2 separate regions of the Mus musculus genome follow, and region 2 is linked to region 1. A link is a contact called in ENCODE Hi-C data. All regions are on one chromosome and are shown on one strand. The core of a region is the stretch at or near the end of the contact, and the rest is flanking DNA. Distances in the headings are between cores, read along the strand shown. Region 1 holds the start of Prss58 (protease, serine 58). Region 2 holds the start of 2210010C04Rik (RIKEN cDNA 2210010C04 gene).

Evidence for each region. Hi-C counts contacts between places; a loop is a spot of excess contacts on that map.
Region 2: a loop to region 1 is called in a map of T-helper 17 cell, with 3 times the contacts of the local background. The contact joins the promoter of 2210010C04Rik here to the promoter of Prss58 in region 1. A Hi-C loop is called at or near these places in 4 of 37 maps with a recorded cell type or tissue (T-helper 17 cell, T-helper 2 cell, mature B cell and 1 more).

The regions. Positions count from the first base shown.
Region 1 is chr6:40,898,042-40,902,544 of GRCm38, forward strand. Prss58 (protease, serine 58) reads right to left here and starts at 2,346. Exons shown (of 6, transcript NM_175020.3): 1 at 2,231-2,346; 2 at 2,013-2,097. The coding sequence starts at 2,052. It also overlaps Tcrb.
Region 2 is chr6:41,033,020-41,037,354 of GRCm38, forward strand. It overlaps 2210010C04Rik (RIKEN cDNA 2210010C04 gene), which reads right to left and starts at 2,490. Exons shown (of 5, transcript NM_023333.4): 1 at 2,420-2,490; 2 at 1,225-1,387; 3 at 1-176. The coding sequence starts at 2,459. It also overlaps Tcrb.

The sequences.
Region 1 (4,503 bases), core at 1,096-3,595:
ATCTTTAAAGTGACTTATTTTTTTCTGAAGACAATGACAGTTGATAGAAATAGATACTTTAAAATTTTAAAAAGTGTTCATCCTTTTAATTGTAAAGAAATATTCTTCTACTTGAATTATGAGTTCTCTTAGGCCTGTGAGCCGAGTTCAGTGGGTGGAACAGTTGTTGAGCAAGCCTGACAACCTGAGTTGATTCTTCCAGAACCCAAAGATGAAAGGAGAATACCTACCTCACAAAGTAGCCTACAACTTTTACAAATGTACAAATGCGCATGGACACCCTCATCTTACATATACAATAATAAAGGAATGACTTTAAAAAGAAACACAAGTTCCCTCATTTTATACAATTAAGTGGAATTTGTTAGACTAGCTAATTACTAAACCATTTTACCAATGTTAAATTGTTGCTAACATTTGCACGTAAAATGCCCCACACAGTATCATGTCTTTGAACACTTGAATACCGGCTGATGATGATGTTTGGCGAAGTAGATCTCTAGGGAGCAAGCTTTGAGGTTGTTAGCCTATTCCACTTCCTGTCTAGCCTCTGATTTGCATAAATGTGAGCAAATAACCACATGTTTCTGCTACCAATTCAGAGGTTGCTCTTGTCATCATGGCTTCCCTACCTTAATGGAATGTTCTCTCAAGTCATAAGCCAAGTGAGCCTTTCTCTTTTATGTTGCTGCTTGTCAGTTATTTGTCATAACAATGGGAATAGTACGTGATACAAAGACTTTCACAAGTTATCTCTCTCTTCCAACAACTGTACCATGAACAATGAAAGCCAGTACCATGACAAGAACAGGGCAAATGCTTTCAGAGTCTAAGGACAACAAGGGAGTAAATAAAAACATCAATTAATGTCATACTAGTATATGCCAGGCTCTGTTTAGGAGTTTGAGTTAGCTTCTGAGTGAAACAGATAGCCATGCTCTTAAACATCTGAATCTGTAAACATATTTAAAAATAATAAACCCAAGTAAATAAAATAGCATGTTGAATAGTGATTAAAGCTGTGGGGATAGAGTTAGGCCAGTTAAAGATGTAAAATACCAGTTGTGTGTGTTGGGGTCTGGGGGTTGTGGGTGGATGTTAGATCAAAAAGTAAAACATCATGCATCAGTGGCCAGGGTTGGGTAACAGCAAAGAGCAAAGTCATGGAGACAGAGGATTTAGATTATCAGATGTGTGGAGCCAGAGATTCCAGAAAGAGGAAACAGCTACAGACAGAATATGAAGTCTAGGTCCTGTCTAAGGAATATCATAGAGGCCAGTGTGGCTGACATGGCATGAGGTAAGTAAGGATGGTGGTGGTAGAGAATAATGTACAAGGGATAGTGCATTTTGTGTGATGTTGGAGTTATGCAAACTTGTATTCTAAGTGGAAGTGGGACCTCTTCAAGATTTAAAGTCATGGCATCATCTTCTTAGAAACCCTGGAAGAAGAACATGTAGAAATGGAGGGAACTATTGGCAAGTAAATGAATATTCCAGTGAAGAGATGCTGGTTTGGAGTATCATGAACAGTAAATGTAGTGAGATGTGATTGGACGTAGGATATATTTAGAAGACAGAACAACTAACATTTTCCTAACACAGTGATCATAGAGTGTGGGGAGCTGAGCCATGTCAAAAGTTTATACCTTTAAGTCTGATGCTGCACTCTTTAGTTGAATTCCTCTTTTAACCTGGGCCTTCTCTTTCCTGTTCCTAGGCCACAATATCTATCATGTTCCAGATAGGTTCAAAATAAGCTCCTAATATGGAATGGATATCTTGTAGATGTGTTAATGTCCACGCCTCCTTCAAAGTACATAAGCAATCAATTTGAAGCGCAGAAGGCAGGTATTCTTATGGGAAGTAACTAAAATTGATATGTGCTGTGGCAGTGCTGAGAGAGAAACAGTCAGGTACTAAGTTTCAAATGATGCCTCTATCATTTTTCTATCTTCCATGCCTTCCCTAGGACTCCTCTGGCAAATAGTGAAAGAAGTGAAGATACTCACGAAGCAGGGTTGAAAGAATGCAGAGGAAGGCTAACTTCATTATGATGTTGAAAGCTGTTTTGAGATGGGTTTTAGCTCAGTGTCTCTGTAAAGCATAAAGACGAGAGAATGAGATAAAATACTGATGAATTACTTCAGCGGTGGGATTTACTTTATGAAAAGCTCTCCCCATCAGAGTATAAAGTGGTGTCAGAGTGAGGAAATTACTTGTAACAAACCTGATCACTCACGCTGTCTAGATCTCAATTTTGTCTTCTTTTGAAGAAGTTACTTAATCCAAGAGAGATGTTCACAAAGTCTCCACAGCCTCCTGCTCTTTGACTTGTGCAGGAAGGCTGCTCTCTGGGCTGCACACATGATGCAGACCCCTCCCACCTCTATGATGATGCCCATCCCATTTGTGTGACTCTGGCATTTATCTGTACTCTGGCACTGACAGTAACCACTTGCTTGGCACTCAGTGTCTCTTTGAAGTACTTTAGTTATCTTCTTTATGACCCAAACCAGGCATCATTTAAAACCATGCAAACCTTACCAGAGCTGGAATATGTGTTTTTGTTGGGTACCCATATATTTAAAGTTTCCATTTCTATCTTCAAGGAGTTCCCAAGCTGGAAGAAGTGATAGTGAAACAAATAGGTGCTACCAAAAGTACCCAGACACAAACACACTGGTATATAGATTAAGTAAATCATATCTGTTAAAATATATGCACCCCAAAATATAAGGAAATATTAAAACTCAACAAGCATCAAGGAACCTGATTTGAATGTGGGTCTAAGATCTGAGCAGGTGGTCCCCTTACTGAGTGTTTTGTCTTCTTGGATTGACAAAATAAATAGCATAGTCTAGTGCCATGAGCAACACACATTAGTCTTCTTATAGATCTGGAGTTTGTAACTCAGTTCTCCAATTACTGACAAATTTGGTGATAGTGGCTGATAGACAGGTACCCTCTTCTGGAGGTTCACTTGGCTTTTCCCATATATGTATATGCACAGCAAAAGGGAGCGAATAGAGTATTATTTTTCTTACAAGAATCTAATACTTAGAGAGTTCCTAAAATATGGAACAGAAATTGCTGAGAAACAAATTTAAAATGTGCAACATCCATAGTCATGAGTAATTAAAATTACTTTGAGATTTTATCTTATTTAAGTCAATGGTCAAGGTAATTAAACAAATGCTAGCACATGCTAGTGAAGATGTGAGAGAAGGGGAGAAGGGGGACACTTACTCATTTCTGATGGGAGTGCAAACTAGTACAGCCACTGTGGAAATCATTGAGGGGGTGCTTCTCAGGCATCTGGTAATGGGTCTGCCTCAATATCTACTTATATCGCTCTTGCGCATATACCTAAAAGACTTTATGACCTACTAGAGAAATACTTGCTCACCCATGTTCATTGCTGCTCTCTTTATAATAGCCAAAAATTGGAAGTAGTACATACATCCTTCAAGTGATGAATGGATAATGAAATGTGGCACATTTACACAATGGAACATTATTCCACTGTTAAGAAAAAGAACCATGAAATATGAAGAAAAATAGATGGAGGTAGAAAAAAAATCCTTCCAAGTGAGGTAACCCCCACCTAAAAAGACAAATACTGCATGTTTTTTTTTCTTATATGAAGATGTTAGTTTTTAAGCTTCCTTTGTATGCTTTAATATGCAGATGTGAGTACCCAGCAAGGGACAGGAGGTAGTGGTCCAAGGAAGGGGAACTAGAATATAGTGTTATAATGAGATAAGGGTAACTAGAATAGGATGATTAAATGGTAAGGGGGATGGGAGGGAAGGATAAATGAGGGAATATGACAAGAACAATTAACATTAAAGGCCTTTAGAAAAATAACGAAAAAATACTAAAACATATTCAGGTATTAAAGGAATATAAATGAAATCATCATGTAACAGAAAAGATCCTGCCCTATTTAGATGTCTTGTACCATCAAGTCAGTGTTTCAGTAATAGGAATAGTTTACAGAATTTGGAATCATTGAGTAAAGGGATCCCATAGTACCCTTGAAACATCATGGATTATTACCACGGCTATTGGTTACTCTCTGAAATCTAATGGCAAGGACTTATTGCTGAAAACAGTACTCACGTATGTCATCAAATTGGAGCAATGAAGCTGGCACACAAATAGAAGCTTCACACCCTACTGTCTAGCATTGTACTTGAAGAGAAAATTAATCATTAATCACTGAAAGGCAAATACTCTGGCCTATAACACAATTCTGATTATAAGATATACTGATGTAATACTGGCAAAAATGTCATAAGAGTAACCAACCACATTTTAAATGATGAGAGAGAAAGAGAGAGAGACAGAGAGAGAGAGAGAAAGAGAGAGAGAGAGAGAGAGAGAGAGAGAGAGAGAGAGAGAGAGAGAGAGAGAGAGACTTCCAAAATTGAGAACTGTGAAAATCTATTTGGTTAAATATATTTAGAATGTAGAAACATGACCATTTAGCAAAAACAA
Region 2 (4,335 bases), core at 1,240-3,739, 140 kb after region 1:
CAGTGGACACTCGAGAGTTGAGGGTGGCAGCTGTCTTCAGCTTAATCAACATGATGTCATTGTTATAGGTGTTTGCATTATAGTTGGGGTGGCGGATGATTTTAGCTGCATCAATGAATTGCTCACCACCCTCAAGGGCATCAATGTTGTGTTCTCCCAGGCGCACCTGAATTCGGCTGGATATAAGGATTAGCAGTTTTTAACATATCCAACTTCAATCTTTCCCTTCCCCCAATTTTCCAATCATGCAAATAAACACAAATATTCACATAGGTGATTTTATATCCTAGGTAAGTGTGCACTCCCTTCCTGCTTGTAGGTCAGAAAATTCCTTGGAATTATTTCCCTCCTCGTTAGTACAGACTCACAGTTCATTATCTATTAAAATACAAGATATAAGATGGGAAGAAGCATTCTTACTAAGTAGTTGGAGATGAAGAACAGATTGGTTGGTGTTTGCTATTTTTCCAATTGTAATTCTTCAAGACTTTAGATATATAAGATATACAAGGATTTAAGATATTAAGATAAATAAACAGTGGGATGAAACAAAATGTCAGAAAAGAAGTGCTGGGATTAAAGGTGTGTACCACCACACTTGGCTGAAAAGCAGAGCAATGTTATAGGACAGAGTTATGTATGCTTGTTTTTCATAATGTATTTAAAATATAGTGTTTTATCTTTACATGCCCATTTCCCTTTGTTAAAGCTATATGATGATTCACAATCTGAATCTATTCTAAGACATCCTTAAAAAATGATGGTTCCCTTCTGGGTCTTTACTATCATCACCTAGAAAGATAGTAATGAATCCTGGAACAACACTCCATAAAAATGTCCCTCAGTAGATCATATAATTGTTGAGATAGAATCAAGTTCTTGATATCTGATTTTTTTTAAATTTACTTTTAATTATATACATGCATACATGTCTGTGTGTAGGTATGTTCATGTATGAATGCAGATGCCCAGTGGAATCCAGAAGAAGGTATAAGATCCCATGACACTAGGGTTACAGGTAGTTGTGAACCATTTTTTTGCTTAGAATCAAACCCAGGCCTTCCAGAAGAGCAGCAAGTGTTCTCAACAACTGATCCATCTCTACAATCCAGTATCTGGACGTTTTAAATATCCTATATAACTGTGCACATTTCCTAATTGTATTTTGATAAGACCAAAGGACAATGGATTTAGAGCATGGAAATGTGAATATTGGTCACTTACGATTTGTAGCAGTGAGCGGCTGAAACAACCCACTGGGAATTGATGAGTGAGCCTCCACAAAAATGGTAGCCGCTGTTCAGAGACACCTGGTAGGGGAGAGCATTCCTCTGGCAGGTGTAGCCTCCAACAATTTTGTCATCATCATCATCCAGGGGGAGAGCAACTGTGAAGAAAGTCAGCCAGAGATGCCTGATTGTGACTATTTGAGGACATAAGGGACAGTTTATAACACAATCTGCTGAGAAGCCATGCAAATGGATAGCTTTGCGTTAATCTTGGCAGGCGATAAGTTGTTGGCATGACATGTTTATCTCCATAAGCAAAGAAGAAAAACTTAAGGACCAGGCTGAAAGTATTCTCACTTTAAAGAAAAAATGTTTAATGTTTTTATTCTGATTATCTCTCTTATTGCTTGTAACTGAAGTTTTTATAAACAATTTCACCAAGCATGACAAGATTTCCCTTACTAACCTTTTCATTTAAGCCAACAACCTTTGCAACATGGACTCCTGCATTGTGTAGTAGGGTCCACTGTTAGTTTCAAGGTCTTACATTATTTTTCTGAGCTAAGACATTTTATTAGCTAAGATATTTCTGGAAGTATTGAGAGAAATGTCTAGTTTATACTTCCTGAGTTCTGGAGAAACTCATATTACCTTTCAGTGCTGCAATTTTAATTGCATCCTTGCATTTTGTCTCAGACCTGTAGTTCCCACTCCACTGCTTTGGTGGATGAGGCAGACTTAAGATCTGTCTGGGCGATAGAATGTGCTGAGTGGTAGCTTGGACGATTTAGCAAGACTCATTATGAAAATTAAAAGTAAAACAGGCATCATATGGGCTGGAGAGATGGCTCAGTGGAAAGAGCACTGACTGGTCTTCCAGAGGTCCTGAGTTCAACTCCCAGCAACCACATGGTGGCTCACAACCATCTGTAATGGGATCTGATGCCCTCTTCTGGTGTGTCAGAAGATTGGACAGTGTACTCACATGCATTTAATAAATAAATTTATATAAAAAATAGGGATTATATATGTTGGAAGTGGTGAATATTTTCCTGGTATTCACTAAGTCTTGAGTTTAGTCCAAAACACCTTCCTTGTACTTGGATCCTTGGGGGTTTCCAGAGATTGAACCACCAACCAAAGAGCAAAGATGGTTAACTCTTAGTGACTTATTCATTAAAGGTACTCACCAGCAGCTCCAAGGAAGGCAAGGAAGATTAAGGTCTTCATGGTTGCTCACTGTGGCTAGAGCAGTCAATAGGATGAAGGCTTTCCTCCACAGCTATTTATACCTTCATGTCTTGTTGACACCCATGGCCATGGGTGCCAGAAAAGTTCTTTCATTGGAAACTCAGAAATCTAAATTTAGAATTCAAATCAGTGAAAGATGGAAGATAATGCAGGACAAAAATCTAAAGGGTGTGGGAATGGAAGAAACAAACTCACCTGGTGGGAACTGTTCTCCATAGTAGGAAAAAAAGTTTGTAAAGTCACAAGGCAAAACTTCAGGTTTTCAGGTTCTCAGACAAAAGTCTTAGGTACTCTAACATTCCAGATGTAAGCATTTTTATAAAGGACTCATTGGAACTCTGGTCTTTCACATGACAATGTCTATTTTGTAATTATTAAAAATGTATAACTTTTCCTAGGGCCCTTCTAGTACTCTACATCCCCATTAAGACACCATTGCTAATGTAAAAGACCTTCTCTTTCAAGGAAAGGAAAACTCTTCTTTAATGAAAGCAGTCACTGGGGACAGAAGGTGGGAGGGACCTGGGTAGGAGAGAGGACAGGGAAGGGAAGGGGGAAATATGATCAGGTATTGGGGGTAATAGAACTGAAGCCCTGAGGGCCATCAGGAAGAATGGAAACAGGCAACCTCGGGAGGTAGGATGTAGGGGTCCCTCTAGAATGTACAGGAGACCTGGGAGGTGAGAGATTCTTAGAACTCAAAGAGAGGGACCTTAGATGAGAATCCCAACAGTGGGGAGAGGGAACTTGCAGAGTCCACATCCAGTAGAAAGACAGGACATCAGATGAGGGATGGGGTTGCCATCCCATAGTCAAAAACTCTGACCCAGAATTGTTCCTGTCAGAAAGATCTGCAGGGACAAAAAATGGAGATGAGCATGAGAGAAAGGAGGTCCAGTGAAAGGCCCAAATTAGGATCAAGTTCAAAGGGAGGCCTGGGACCCTGAAACTGTTACTGATGCTATGGTGTGCTTACAGACAGGAGCCTAGCATGACTGCCCTCTGAGAAGCCCAACAAGCAGCTGAAAGAGTCAGATGCAGATACTAGCACCCAACCAGTGAACAGAAGCCTGAGACCCCTGTGGTTGGCTTGGGAAACAGCTGGAAGAAGCTGAGGAGAGGGCAGCTCCATGGGAAGACCAGCAGTCTCAACTGACCTGGAACCCTGAGATCTCTCAGACACTGAGCCATCAACCAGGCAGCATACACCAGCTGATATGAGACCCTGTATACATATACAGCAAAGGACTCTCTGGACTGACCTCAGTGAGAGAAGATGCACCTAAACCCCAGAGACTTGGGCCCCAGGGAGTGGGGAGGCCTGGTGGAGTAGGGGTGGAGTTGGGAACATACTCTTGGAGATAGGGGGGAGGAGGTATGGGATGGGGAGTGGTTGTAGGGAAGACTGGGAGGGGTGAAGTCTGGACTGTAGAAAAGAATTAAAAAATAATTAAAAAATGGTAAAGTTAAAGGTGAGAAGTTGTGTGTGTTTATCTAGAGCTTGTTCTAATCTAGGATATGGCGGTTCCCTTTTCCGTGCTTCCTTTGCCCGTGTTTCCAATTGACTTCAGTCCATGGATACATGAACCAAAATTATTTTTAAAATTACTGAAATTCATAATGTTAATATAACTATGTCATTGCATATCATTGATTTCTTCCATTTTATTGCTATTACATTTTATGACTCATTGTTTCAATCTCTTAACTTTTTTATTTGTAAACTAAATTTTATCATAAGGATTTATAGGAAAACATTTATATGTATATAAACATGTATATAGGAAAACATATATCTGTATATAAACATATATATGTATATAAACATGCATAAACATAGAAAAAGCTTATATTA